Regions from separate parts of the Homo sapiens genome. Here region 2 is linked to region 1. A link is a contact called in ENCODE Hi-C or POLR2A ChIA-PET data. All regions are on one chromosome and are shown on one strand. Each heading gives the region's core, a stretch centred on a gene start or an enhancer-like site at or near the end of the contact. The rest is flanking DNA. Distances are from core to core; before and after follow the strand shown.

Region 1 (7,511 bases), core at 1-2,500:
AAGGGTTTCTGCTCTCTTGAGCAGTCCAGCCACCTGCACACGAACTCCTTCTTCTCTCCATGAATATGGTCGTTATTTATATGCTGGGGTTTGGAAAAAGAGAGAGAAATCAAATGGAAACGTATTCATCATTTCTGAAGGCGACAGAAGAAAATGCAGAAAATACCCCAATCTTAAAAATTCTAAAGACCACAAGAATAACTTTACCATATTACAGATTATAAAAATTCCAGTTAGTACACTTCTCAAGTAAATTTGCTTTTGCTAACTGTGTATGCATGCTTCCTAACCAGTGGGAGTGGCAAGACCGGGATGGAGCCTGGCATTCCAGGAAATATACTACAGTACACTGGCCATCTGAAGAGCAGAGTTCAATTCCAGGTTTGGGACCAGCTAGTTATGAAATGAGGTGAGCCACTGTTGACCTTTCTGAATCTCTGTCATTTTTCCTTGCCAAGGCTGGCGATTGAGGCTAAACAACTGCAGAGATGTTCTCCAACTCTCACATGCTGGGCCATGGGTTAGCACCGCGGCTTAGGCTTCAAAAAGGGAAGGCACACACAGACATGCACAATTCCAGAACAAAAAAACCAAAAGCACTTGCAAATGAAACTTTAGCTCAGGGTTAATCAGACTGCTTCCTGAATAAGAATTGCAGAGAAAAGAATTATACTGAGGAAGAGGACTGTGTGGTCATCAACAAATAAGTTAGTCTTTCAGGGCCTTGGTTTTCTTCTTGTAGAAAATAAATGACTGGATTCACTAGTTGCTAAGGGACTTTCTAGCTCTAAAATTCTATTAATACAGTTTTTAACATAAAGATGAAGTTCTCTGAATTACTTACCAATTCATGGTTTTAGAATCATTTAATTTCTTGGATTAATACAATTAGGAATCATTAGAAACCTACTGCAGCATGAGAGGAAGAGAAGCTTCTTAATTTGAATCAAATTAAGGTCAATTTCAACAGGTTGAGCATACTATTTCAATGTCCAGCTATGGACTACTGAAGACATTTGCATCCTAGGTTGATGCTGTTGGTCTTTATTTTCTGGTGATTCTACATTTTATTTGCCTTAATTTAAGGCTTGTGGGAACACTTTCTGAAGTATACATAGAACTACATCACCAAAAAACTTCGTTCAATAAGAGAAAGCTCCCTTTGGCTCCATGCCTCGTGTGGTAGTGACACAACCTCTCATTACTTTCCTGCTGAGTCCAGGGCTCCTAAAGCGGTGGTCGCTGTGAGTCTGAAGGTGAAGTTCTGCCCTCAGAGTGTGCCTTTCCCAGTTACTCCACTAGATGGCCTTTCGCTTTAGGTAAAAAAAAGTTTTACAAAAGTAAAGTTTTCTATGCTGTTTCTGGAGTTTAAAACTGGGTGAGGACAGAGAAAAGAAATTGTTGTTCTCTATCTCCTCTCCTTGGAGCAGTTCCCAGAAAAATCTGATGAAGAGCAGAGAGAGAGTGGTACATTGCAGCACACAAGAAGAGAGCCAATGTCCCGTCAGTAGCTCCAAAAATGACACAGAAACTGCAGTGGTTGGGGAGCAACCCCACGGCAAACAGATGTGGGTTTCCTATGAAAAGCCAGCCATGCTCCATGTCAGTGTTTCTTTAAAGTTATGATGATGCACACAGGTATAGGAAGAGAACAGATGTTCTGGACAGGGGTCAACGTTCAATCCGCACGTCTGCTTCTAGTAAGTCTTTGTAGCCCATACACAAGACCAGGGCTTTCCCAAATGTGTGCTGAAGCCCAGCCTTGGAAACCAAGCTCACATCTTACAGAGGGGTTCTATGGATTCTCAAACGGGAGAAAAAGAAATGATCATACAAAAACACTCCCTAACAGTTGCTCTTGGTTCAGTTTTCCAAGTCATTGGAAATAAAGCTTGGATCCTTGGATTAATGCATATGAAAGGGAAAGAAAAAAGGAAGGAAGGGAGGGAGGAAGCAAGGAAGGCAAGCAGAGAGTGAGGGAGACAGAAGGAAAGGGAAGAATAAGGAAGGAACACAGGAGGGAGAAAGGAAAAGGTAAAATTGGGAAACTGAATTATAATTTGTGCTGAGCCAACTGCTTAAGGTTGGATCCATGTCTTATTAGTTCCCTGTTCTCTCTCATGCTTTTATGAGGATGTGCTGGGTGCCACTCACACCAGGCCCTGTGCTGGAGAACATGACAGACATGATTCTTGCCCCAAGGAATTAAGTCTACCAGAGGGAAACAGGTCATGGCTTAAATTACTATACAATTACAGTTGTGATAGGCATTATGAAGGGAGATAACAGGGTTTTATAAAAACATGTAATGGGATCATAAGTCAGTGTGCAGCATCAGGAATCAGGGTCCGCTTCTCCAATGAAGCAGCATTTAGAGCAGGACCTGAAGGATGAGTAGACACATCAGGTGTGCAGGGAAGGATGGGGTAGGAGAATGGGACACTACAGCGGACCGATGACACAGAAGTACCTGCAGAAGAACAGAGCCTGGTGCCTTTGAGGAACAGCGTGAGGGCCACGCATGGCAGGAGAGAACTGGCCAGGGAGAGACTGCCACCACTTGGCATGGCGAGAAGGCATGAGTTTTCTGTGGGTCAAGTGGACATCCATGACGTAGGTAAGCTTGGGTTAGCTTGCCAGGGCTCACCTAAAATGCTGTGTGCTCAGTCATGTCTCCAGCAGTGAGGATGTGGGAAATACCCCTGCATAAAACTCACATACACCCCAGGGGAAAGCCAGGCTTGCATGTCTGCCCCTGAAGAGGAGGGCATCAGGGAAACCTGGTGCTACTCAAGGGAGCAGGGGTGGCTAAGAAGGAGGTGCCAACAGTGGCCAGTAAAAAAAGGGACTCTCATATTTTCCTTTCCTGTCTCATCCAACACACTGGAGGAGCTGGACCCTAGAAAGAAAGGGAAGGCATCTCCTGGCAGCACTCCCAGGCCCCAGCTCCTTTAGGTGAGGTGGCAAAGGGAGGGCAAACAGCCTGCCAGTTCCCTTGAGGCCTGTGCCTCGCTGCTGACAGGGAAGGGAAGGCTCTGGATTGGACCTGAGATTGGACGTTTAAATTGGACACTTTAGTTATCCAAAGTGACGGGGAAGGTATAGAATCTGCCTACAATGGTGTTGAGGGATCCGGCACTGAGCAGAGAAGGGAGAACTGGCAACCAGCGGAGGAGGGCAGTGCCTGGAAAAATCCCAATCATTTCCTATTTATACCGCACCCAGCTTCTTCTACCTTTGCCACTGAGACAATGTGTGGAAATTTGAGTGGCAGGAAATCCCACACCAGTCAGCAAGCATGAACACCCTTGCTGTTGTCTCCATGTGGGGAGGGGTGGGGGAAACTTATGTTGGGCACTTAAAGCAACCTCATTTTCATAAGGTTAGCATCTTGGGAATGTTCCCTTTCCAATCCCTTAGACCCGAGTCCCAACTAATATATTTTTGCAATTTTCTGGAACTGCTCTTAAGTTCAAACTTGCATTGAGACCACAGTTATTTTTCTTTAAATGAAATTCTACACCTAGGAGGCTGGGGAACCAAGTCAATCTTCCTCTTCTTTACTGCTTAAATGCTGCACAGAGGATGTAATCAATTGCTATAAGGAAAAAGGGAGGCATCTCTCTGCCTGTTTAAGCAGTTCAAATGTATTTTAAGCTTAACATATTTCCTAGAACTAGATTTCAAGTGAAAATTAAAATTCTAAGAACTCACAGACTTAACATGTGCATGTGTTCTAAATATTTACTTTCCTTTAAAAAGCTGCATTGGGCCAGGCATGGTGGCTCACACCTGTAATCCCCATATTTTGGGAGGCTGAGTCAGGAGGATCACTTGAGCTCCAAGACCAGCCTGAGCAACACAGCGAGACCCCATGTCTAAAAAAAAAATCAGGGTGTGGTGGTATAGGCTTGTAGTCTCAGCCACTTGTGAGGCTGAGGCAGGAGGGTCACTTGAGCCCAGGAGGTCAAGGCAGTAGTGAGCCAGGTTTGCACTACTGCACTCCAGCCTGGGAGAGCAAGAACTTGTCTCAAAAAAAAAAAAAAAAAAGAAAATACATTGTACATTGCCCTCTGCAGTGAGTGTTCATCTGAGGGCCTATATCACAGTAGGCAGAGCACTGGAGGGCAATGGAGGAAGCATTCCAGACAATTTCTGATGAGTTGTGTACCTTTGGACAGACCAATTCACCTATTTGGCCCTTACTTTTCTCATCTGTAAAATTAGAGTAATGAATTAGATCAGGTGTTGGCAAACATTTTCTGTAAAAGCTAGATAGTAAATATTTTAGGCTTTACAGGGCTGTAAGCAGCCACAGACAACATTTAAATGAATGGGTTATCTGTTCATTTATGAATGTGGAAAACTTTCACGTGTCACAAAATATTCTTTGACTTTTTTTTCAACTTTTAAAAAGTCTAAAAACCATTCTTAGCTCATAGGCTGCACAGAAACAAGCAGCTGGATTTGGCCTATGGGCCATTGACTGCTAATCCCCAAAGTGGATGAGCTCTGTTTCCTTCTCGTACTAACATCTGACAGGTGAGCCCTCAAGCCTGAGAAAGCAAAATTAGAAGGAGGTACGTTCTAGTGCCAGAGAAAAGAAAAGGCAGTAGGAAGGACTGAAAATCAGGATCCTGCGCTATAAAAGGTACCCCAACGAAGGGAGGGCCATACATTAGGCCAAACTTCACTGTTTGTATCATATTCCTAGGACTAAGAAAAAAAAACACATTCTTTTTCTCACCAAAATCCAAGGTAGATAAGAAAAGTGATAGGCAATGAATTCTTAACATTCGATGGACGAATTGACCCCATATGAAGCTGGCCTGAAATTCAATGGGCACGAGTTTATTTGTGGTTTCATTGAAAATTTGACTTCCCAGCAGTGAAAACGTTAATCAAATATATAAATAATTTAATTGGAGGGAAAATAATGCATGATTAAATTCCAAACTAATCCAACACATAGACATGCAATTTGCCAGAGGCCCGAGAGTCAGAAAGAGATAGATGGTGTAAATTACAATGTGGCATGCCAACTCTCTCGGCGCAGCCACTCTGAACTCTCCCTGTCTGAATAAACAGGGCCAGGACATCAGGACCAGGAAATTTCCCCAGAAAAGCCAAGTCCCGACACTGAGCTTCCCGATGGGTCCATGTCTTCAGTTTTCCAATTGGGGCTCCAAGCATTAGCCTTAGGGAACTGGTGACTGAGGAAGTGAACACCTCATGAGCCCATAGCAAACCAATGAAATGATGTTTTTTTAACTGTCATCGAATGGGAGCAAAATGAGCCACGACTCAGTATTTCTTCCACTGTTTCTTCCACTCCTTTGGGGCTCCGGGAGCCCATAGAAAGGTGGGAGAAATCACAAGCTGGTTTAGCAATCAAGGAGGCAGAAGGTGCTTCTTTCTTTTAACGGAGTTTCTTTGGGAAGCCGAGCCCTGGATGTCCACCAAGGAGGCTTGGAGAGCTACAGGAAGAAATGGGAAAGTGAAGCTTTTCTTTCACTAGCAGCAAAATAGATGCCACAATGGACTTTACTGAGCTAATCAGGGTCCTTTCTTCTCACTTTGTTATTTCACTATTAGCTCAGAGCAGGCAGTTTTCCCTTGGTCTGTTCCTAACCCTCCAGATGAAAGGACACATGCAGTCCATGGCTCGCAGCTCTCCAAATAAAGCCGCCGTTCACGCAGCTCATGAGGCTGGGAAGTACACTTCTGCTTTCCTTCAGTCTCCTCTCCACCAATTCCCACTCAGAAACACAGTTCTCTGGATCGATAAGTGTCCTCCCTTCTAAGTGACTTCTTCAGAATGCTACCACAAGGCTCAAATGTGTGTGTGCAAGATCTGCACATCCCCATTCAAACCCTGCCCGAGGGAATCACTAATCCATAGATACACACCTGGCTGCCTCAAAAGTCTGTCCACTCTTTACATCAGCCAGTTTCTTAACATCAAGAAGGTGAATTCCACTGTTGTAATAAAAATATTACCTTTAAGCATTGCTAAAAACAGTGGAGGGGGGAAACGCGAAGCTTCAGGCTCAACCCTCACCAGTTTCCAGACAGCTCCCCTGCGCATGTACTTTTCACGCCAGTCTTTCTGTCAGTATCTAATGTTTCTCAAATCCCACAGAACTGCTTTATCAATTTAAAAGATTTCTACAAGGTACGACGCCAAGTTCATCACAACACAAGCTACATGTAAAAGCAAAATATATGTTCATAGTTTTCAAATACATATGATCTCTCTCACATACACACAAACACCCATGTGCACACACAGGTGGTGTTATGGCCTTCATAGAAAATAGAATAAGGGCTTAGAAAGCAGTGTGTTCCATATATAAACATCTAAGAAAATGGAACAGCCTTTCTGGCTGGTAGTTCACTGGGTTCACTGGTGAGTCACTGGTGGAAGGCTGAGCACACTTGCTCCACCCCCAGTTGTATTTCCAATTCATGCCTTTGCTACATTTCTCTCTCTTGAACCATTAAGATGCCACCATTTGTTGCGGTGATTATATTTTTAAAAGGCAGAAAATAAAACTGAAACATTCTCTTCTCAGAATGTCAAACTGGAAATGTTTGATAGTTTCAAAATCTTTTTATGTTAGTCTACCAGGTGAGCTCATAAATGCAGCTTGAGTTAATTAATACACTGAACAGGATTCGATAATTTGAAACTTCTGTGGGATTTGCTGGGGAAAGATATTAAGAAAGTCTTCTACTTTGACATAAGATGGGATATAAAGAAGTAAACTATTTCAAGTAAGCTCAATTTTCAGTGTTTCTTGACTTTATGTTATAAGCCTATTACTCTTTAGGTAGTATTACTCTTTAGGTAGTAGTCCAGAAATATTTCTGAAAAGAAAAAAATGGGAAAATAATTTAGAATCTATTAAAATTTAATTTATATTAAAACTGATTTGCAAGAAAGACTGAAATGTTTTGCCTAAAAAAACACTTTCCACAAGAATCCCTCAAAACTTCCTGCCTGAAATAAGGTCTATACCCTCCAGTTTTGTGTATTACTTGATAAATGCAACATTTTTGAAAGTTTTACAACTGTCATGATGTGGATTATATTGGGGATACCTTGTAATTGGATTCCTAAATGCTTCACTAGGCAGACATAGAAAAAAACATGAATCACAGACTATCAGGACTGAAATAGGCCTTATATATCAATGTGCACTTTAATTTTAGATAAATAAAATAATTTAAATTGTTTTGGTGGCACCCATCAATCTTCCTTCCTAACAGATTATTTAAAAACCTGAAACAGCCTCTGCTGTGGGAGGGATCTCCCTGAGACTTCACAAAATGCCTGTTTCAATTCAAACTGGTTAATATAAATATCAAGGCATCTTTCAGTTTCTGACATAACTATAAAATTATACCAGAAAATACCCAGAGGACTCAAGACTTTGGGTACAAACCAGCATTCTCTTTATAAAAATAAAGCAATTTCTTATTTCTGATTTGTGAATATTAAGAATTAG
Region 2 (7,511 bases), core at 1,944-4,443, 120 kb after region 1:
TCTTCAACGATGCTGACTCTTAAAGTTTAGACAGGACAATTAGAACCACGAATTCTGTTCTGTGCTGCTTCAGTCCTAACACCTCAGGATTCAGTAAGTAGTTGCTGAATACAGGAACAAGTCAAAACCAATTCACTAGACAGGGTGTGGTGGCTCACACCTGTAATCCCAGCACTTTGGGAGGCTGAGGCAGGTGGATCACTTGAGGTCCGGAGTTCAAGACCAGCCTGGACAACATGGTAAAACCCCGTCTCTACTAAAAATACAAAAAATTAGGGCATGGTGGTGGGCGCCTGTAATCCCAGCACTTTGGGAGGCTGAGGCAGGTGGATCACTTGAGGTCAGGAGTTCGAGACCAGCCTGGCCAACATGTCGAAACCCCATCTCTACTAAAAATACAAAAAAATAGGGCATGGTGGTGGGCACCTGTAATCCCAGCTACCCGAGAGGCTGAGGCAGGAGAATTGCTTGAATCTGGGAGGCAGAGGTTGCAGTGAGCCAAGATTAAGCCACTGCACTCCAGCCTGGGTGACAAAGTGAGACTCTGTGTCAAAAAAAAAAAATTAATTAAAAAAAAAGACAATTCACTCTGCAGATCTAAGCAGCACTGCCAGGTACCAGGCCCCACGGATTCCCAAAAGCCTAATAAGCCAGTTGCTCCAAGGAGCCCCAGAGGGGAAGGAAGCACGTGGACTGAGGAGTCACAAAGCCACCCACAAGCACAACAGCTCAAAAGCATCCCAGGTCCAAAGACCGCACATGAGGGAGCAGTGGGCAGAGGACTAGGTAGGGGAAGGATGAGGGCCAGAGGAACCTCCTCTCCTTGAGGAAAAGCCTTGCTCAGAAAGGTGACCAGGAGTGTGGAGAAAAGACACCACAGACAAGCACAGCCTGCTCGGGGGCAAGGGCGTGCTTGGTGACTCCTAAGCAGCTCAGTGTTGCTTTCCAGCATCGGTCCTCCAACTTGACCTTGCCTCCAAGTTCCTGCAGAGCTTGTTACAATGAAGACTGCTAGGCTCCACCCCAGCAGTTTCTGACTCAGTAGGCCTGGGGTGGAGCCTGAGAATTTGCATTCCTAGTAAGCTCCCAGATGAGGCTGCTGCTGCTGGAGACCCTCCGGGAACCACGGAAGCGTGCAAGAAGATGAGGCCAGGCCTGTTCAGGGCTCCTACACCATGCAAGAGAGCACGGAAGGCTCAGCAGGAGACTGGAATGATCAAACACATCTTTTGGAAGTATTACTTTGGTGGTAACATGGAGAATGGGTTGGAGTGGAATGAAATGAAGGTGGAGAACAAGAGATGTAAAGACTCAAAAAACCAAGGCAGGGCAGTGGAAGGGAAATGAATGGGATGGAGGAGGGGCTCTGGGAGAAGCAGAAGTAAAGGACACAGGAGATGGGTGAGAAGAGAAAGATGGAAGGTGGGCTGACTCTAAGGTTCTGGCCCAGGTGAGTGTTAATGATGGTCCTGGGACCAAGGCAGCAACAGAGAAGGAAGCAGGAGAGGACACAAGAGGAGGGAGGAGAAAGCATGGATTCAGCCTGAGACAGGTGGGGTTTGAGGTGACCACCACAGCCAGGCTCCTGGTAGATGTCTGGAGGGAGGTGGATCTGGGATTTGAGAGCCACGTCTAGCCTGGAGATGGAGGCGGGAGAGGCGATCACAGGAGTGGATGGTGACATCAGAGTTAGTGATATCTCCAGGGAAGGTACAGGAAGAGGAAACCTGGAGGGAGGCTGGCAGTTAAGGGATGAGGGGAGGAAGCAGAGTTGTGCAAGGAGGAAATAGGAGAGACACAGGACAACCACCAGTCAGGGGCCTCCAAGGGGCCAGAGGGAGGAGGCAGTTTCAGGCAAGATGCACAGCTTCCGGAGCCAGGGTGTGTGCACTGCAGGGAGCTGACGGGTGGAGAAGCCAGGGTGAACACTGTGGTGCACTCCGGGATGTTCGGCTGCAAATAGAGAAGACAGGGCAGCAGCTAGAGAAGACCCAAGGCCAGAAGTGCTGTGTGGATGTTTTGACTCTGTTTGTTTATGGGTGGAAGGCACTGGAGCCACCGAAGTGGAGGAAGAATGAAGTGAGAAAGGAGAGTACCGATGGAGTCAGGGTCCCTAGAATCCAGAATAGGACGCAGGTTAGCTCAAACTCGCTTCCCCAGAAATAAAGGAGAGGGATGGGAGAGTACAGGAACGGGCTGGCTTTAAAGAGTGTCCAGTGTCAAGTAAAGCACCTGATCTGGTCCCACCCCTAAACAGCAGGCTCACGGGAGAAACTTCAAACTTGGTAGCATTGCTGAGTCAGAGGTCATGGTTTAAAAGGGGAGCAGGGTACAGGGCATTCCTCTTGGGAGTTTCAGCCTGAAGGACGCATTCAAAGCGGTCACACCTTTGCTGCCCACTGGCAAGGAGAACTGCTAAGATCCTCCAAGAGCGGGTGTTCAGGGTCCCTTCAGACTCCTGACCCTCCACTTTGCCTGGAGCAGCCACATCCCTCTCTGCCTGGAGAGGGGGAAGGAAGAGATTCCAGAAGCCAGGTCAGAGCATGGAGAGTAAGCAGCAAGGGCCCAGAGAACTCTGCCATGGAAATCAGCCATGAAACCAGACTCCAGCCACAGAGCTCCAAGGGCCTGGTGCCATCAAAGATAGGTTATCTCAAAAGACTGTTGCCTAAAAGTTGGATGTGATTGTGAGGGTTGGGGAAACACTTGGAGGCTGTGCTGCAGTGGCCAGGCCAAGCCAGGTTTTACAAGTTCACAGCAGCTGCGGTTGCTCTGCGGCCAGCCTAAGGGATGTTTAATAAAAAGCTGTGCTCAATTTCACCCCCTTCACATCCCTGAATTCAGCCTCTTTATTTATAGCCCCAGACTAGGCATGCAGTGGGAAATCAGAGAGGCCAGGAAAAGGAGAGGGAAAGGAGACAGACAGAGATAGAAGGAGTTAACAGGCAACAGCTTTTAAAGGGTAAAGCGTTTCAGAAACAGAGAATTCACTGGCACTCCCTGCTGCTTTTATTGCTTTCGTTCAACAGCTGGAGAAAATGTTTGATCAAAATATTTGTATTATTGTGTTTAAGTGAAATGACATATGACAGCTCATTATCCCAAACTCAGAATTCCCACAGCATCTGTCACAGCCACCCTATTAGAGACAGTCGCTCCCCCTGGAAGATGGAGGGGCAGGGGGCGGGAGATGTGAGACAGGAAGCAGCAGGCATCAGACCCCAGACGGTCTCAGCCTCACAGGCCCTGGCCCAGGCTCTGGTTAAGCACGAGGGGAGATGCTGGAGGGAGACGCAGGTGATGCCTGGGGCCTACCCCGGGAGCCCCCCTTCCCCTGGACACCAGCAGCCTGCCAGGAGCACGGGACCCAGCAGGGGCTCTCGTGTCCATGGAAATGGCCAGGATCCCCTCTCTTAGACATTACTTGGCAAACAGCATTTACTGATCTAAAATTTAACAAAATGTCTCTCTCAAGCCTTTGTCCTTTGAAAGAAGAAAAAATAACTTTTTAAAAATTATCATGCCATTTTCTCTGTCCTGAAGTGAGTAAACGTGTAATTCTGCAGAACTTGGCTTTATGAGCCTACGTTCCTCTCCATGACAACCTTCAAGGGCCTCAGTTCTGCTCAGGCCATGTCCTTCTACGACACCCCTAGTGGACAGATGTCAGGGTATATGTTCTATACCAGACATACCAGGGAGGGAAAATCATCTACCAGCTGCTTCCTGTGTGCCTAGCCCATTTCTGAGAACTTACTGGCCTTATTCAAATCCCATGACAATCCCAGGAGGCATATGATATTATCTCCTCTTTGCGGATCAGATTATGCTCAGAGAGGTTAAGCAATAAGCCCAATGACTCACAGTTGAAAAGTGGAAGAGTGAGGACCTAAAGCCACAGCCTTGACTCCCTAAAGCAGATTTATTTTCCACAGCCTGCAGGTATGACCACAGAGAGAAACGACACGTGAAGAAGAGTGCTCAGTGGCTGTGGGAAGGCAGGAATCAATGTGGATGTACTTGCACATGCCCTCCTCATCACACGCTGAACAAATTCTCATTATTAGACCATAGAAAAGTTTGTTTTTATCCCCATCTCTCTGTCTCTGTGTAATGTACTAAAAACTGACCCACGCTAACGGAAAAAGATGCTCTACATTTTAGCCCCATGTCAGCCATTTCCAAAAAAAAACCTCAGGGGCCTTCCCTCTTGAAGTTTTTGAGTCCCAGTTTCCTCACCTATAGGATCAGGGAGGTGATGTGTTTCTGTTTCATGGGGCTCCTATTCGATGTACAGCAGAGGGCTCTGAGGCAGTTCCCCAGAATAACCTTGTACACATGACTCCATATCTCTGAACATCCATTTTCTCAGGTGTAAAACCTACCATATAAACCTACTGGTCATTTTAGGAATCCAAACCAAAATAAGATCGTGTTTATAAATATGCTTTACAAGCTGGAAAGTGCTGTGTCAATTTAGGCTATCTTCCACCCTATCATTTGGGACTACCACAATGCCTCATTTCTAGCAATGCTTTTCACCCCAATTACAAATGTCCCTTATTCCCCATTGGGTCAGATTTTTCAGCTACCCCAAGAGAAAACGGAAATAAAATGGGCCCAGTATAGAACTCTCTTTATCCTGCTTGGGTACAGAGAGGATAGGTCGCAAATATCACAACCCAATTCCTATTTATTCTCTCAGAGTGTTTTGAGGCTGAAATACATAAGCTTGCGTGGGTAGAAGAGGGGACCCTTGTGGGTGATCCTAACAGTGGGGCATCCAAAAGGAAGAGCTGTCGCCATTCATCCAGGGATACATCTGCCCTGAGAGTGGCTCTATCCCCTGCCTGCTCCCCCGTGCCAAGGAGAGGGTGGTGATATCAAGGAGTACAATTTACCAAGGCTGAGTGAGTTCTGCCCAGGGACTTCATGCTCCGCCCTCTTCCCCACTATCCACATAGGGATCCCTGGACATGCCATTTTCAGAGCAACCAGTTGCTACATTGATAGTAACTTGACATGTTTGATCAGCTTAAGGCCAAAACTTCGGGTTAGGAAATACATATGCAAGCCAAGGTTTCACATTCTCCCAATAATGCTCACTTTGAGTGATTACTTCCTTTGAATTCGACACCATCTCCCATACACATTGTTTTTATAACTGAAAAGCAATCCACCAACCAACCAATGACTCATTCAATCAATACATGAAATAATTGAAATAGAGCATACTTAACAGGCTTTTTTCGTTAACAGTAAACATATTTGTAATTTACTAGATTTGTTTTTTTCTGTAACTTTAAATTTTTGTGCAATGAACATATTATATTTATTTAATTATTTTTAGAGATATGTTAGTTTAGTTAGTTATTTTTAGAGACAGGGTCTCACTCTGTTGCCCAGGCTGGAGTGCAGAGGTGCGATCACAGCTCACTGCAGCTGCGACCTCCCGAACTCAAGTGATTCTCCTGAGTAGCTGGGATGACAGGCACTCACCACACCTCACTAATTTAAAAAAAATTATTTGTAGAGACAGAGTCTTGCTATGTTGCCCAGGCTGGTCCCGTACTTGTGGCCTCAAGTGATCCTCCCACATTGGCCTCCCAAAGTGCTGGGATTACAGGCATGATCCACTGCATCTGGCCATGATATTTTAAATATAAGACAAAACACACTTTCGAAACAGTCTGACATTCTAGAAGTCTCTGTGACAGCATGCACATGCCAAAGTATTTTCTCTCCATGAGGATCACGGGCACGTTAGTGCCAATCCACTCTCTTTCTCTGTAACCAGCATCAACATGTCTTTGTAATGAAGAGCTGCTCATTGGATAATGTGTTTATAAAGTCTGTGTCATCCTCTTCAAGTCTAAACACAGGCAGCTTTCTCATAGCAAGTGGGTAGTTAACATGCCAAGTCAATCAATACCAGTGTCTCCCACTCCCAACCCCAGTATTTTCTCACGGAGCTGAAAACAAAGACTTGGGAGCTGCCCGGTGCAGCCAAAGCACAGATAAAGGGACTGTGACTGTGAAAGTCCAGCAGCATGTGGCCACCTTCTATGCTGTGGAAGGAGGAAGCCACAGCTGCCTGGTGCAGTGGGTTGAACTGTGTCCCTTTAAAAGATATGTTGAAACCCTCACATCTGGTATATGTAAATGTGACCATATTTGGAAATAGGGCTTTGCAGAAGCAATCAGGTTAGATGAGGTCATTAGGATGGGCCCTAAATCAATACTCCTAGTGTCTTTATAAGAGGGGATCTGTGGCTGGGCGTGGTGGCTCACACCAGTAATCCCAGCACTTTGGGAGGCCAAACTAGGCAGATCGATTGAGCTCAGGAGTTTCAGACTAACCTCTGCAACATGGTAAAACCCCGTCTCTACAAACATAAAAAAAAAAAAAAATAGCCAGGTGTGGTGGTGCACGCCTGTAGTCCCACCTACTTGGGAGGCTGAGGTGGCAGGATCACTTGAAGCCAGGGGGCGAAGGTTTCAGTGAGCTGAGATTGCACCACTGCACTCCAGTGTGGGTGACAGAGCAAGACTCTTTCCAAGAAAAAGAAGAGGGGGTGGGGGTTTGTACACAGACACACCACAGGAAGACAGCCATGGAAGAGAGGCAGAGAGTGATGCTGCCATGAGACAAGAATTGCCTGGGGCTTCCAGAAGCTGGAAGAGGCAAGGAAGGATCCTCCCTTAAGATTTCAGAGGGAGGATGGCCCTACCAATACCTTGATTTTGGACTTTCAGCTTCCAGAACTGACAGATAATAAATTTCTGTTGTTTTGAGCCCCCAGTCTGTGGTACCTTGTTCTGGCAGTGCTAGCAAACATACACACCTGGGTTTCCTTACAATTTTGTTTTGGGAAGGCCGCCCTATACCAGTGACTTTTGAAGAGGCTACATTCTCTTCTCCTGTGAGTAGGAGTAGCAGTAAATATTGACAAGAAACAAAGAACCTAACAACCCTCAGAAGAGCTGAGAAGAGGAAAGCATGTGCAGTATGCCCATCGTCATTTTCTGGCTGTGAAGCATCTATTCCTTCTTCCCACAGAACTCTGATTTCCTTTGCAGAATTAACTTCTCTCCTACTGTATTTAGGCATTCTGGGGTGATAAATAAAAAATCCAGGACTGGCGTGGTGGCTCCCGCCTGTAATCCCAGCACTTTGGGAGGCTGAGGTGGGAGAACTGCTTGAGTCCAAGAGTTCGAGACCACCCTGGACAACACGTCAAGACCTGGTCTCTACAATTTTTTTTTTCTTTAAATTAGCCAGGTATGGTGGCATACACCTCTGGTTCCAGCTACTCATGAGGCTGAGGCAGTAGGATTGCTTGAGCCCGGGAGGTGGAGGCTGCAGTGAGCCATGTTGGCACCACTGCAGTCCAGCTTGGGCGACAAAGCAAGACTCTGTCTCAATTTTTTTTTTTAAATGTATAATTGCTTTAATATGCTGCTGAATTTCGTTTGCTAGTATCTTTTTATTTATTTATTTATTTATTTTA

Evidence for each region. Hi-C counts contacts between places; a loop is a spot of excess contacts on that map. ChIA-PET counts read pairs that join two places held with the same protein, here RNA polymerase II (POLR2A). Pooled maps may share reads with other maps.
Region 2: a map of heart left ventricle shows a loop between it and region 1 (2.2-fold over the local background). The contact joins two enhancer-like sites. A Hi-C loop is called at or near these places in 2 of 168 maps with a recorded cell type or tissue (colonic mucosa and heart left ventricle) and 4 of 50 pooled maps. POLR2A ChIA-PET finds 5 or more read pairs at or near these places in 1 of 52 experiments (WTC11).

The regions. Positions count from the first base shown.
Region 1 is chr7:41,978,666-41,986,176 of GRCh38, forward strand. GLI3 (GLI family zinc finger 3) reads right to left here. Exons shown (of 15, transcript NM_000168.6): 11 at 1-83. Among named protein-coding and RNA genes, the nearest start is that of GLI3, 250 kb to the right of the region's middle. Within about 2 kb of position 1,251, at least 3 of the 41 ENCODE cell types and tissues checked have a DNase peak (open chromatin) inside an H3K27ac peak, as active enhancers do.
Region 2 is chr7:42,094,183-42,101,693 of GRCh38, forward strand. All of the region lies in intron 3 of GLI3 (GLI family zinc finger 3), which reads right to left. Among named protein-coding and RNA genes, the nearest start is that of GLI3, 140 kb to the right of the region's middle. Within about 2 kb of position 3,194, at least 11 of the 41 ENCODE cell types and tissues checked have a DNase peak (open chromatin) inside an H3K27ac peak, as active enhancers do.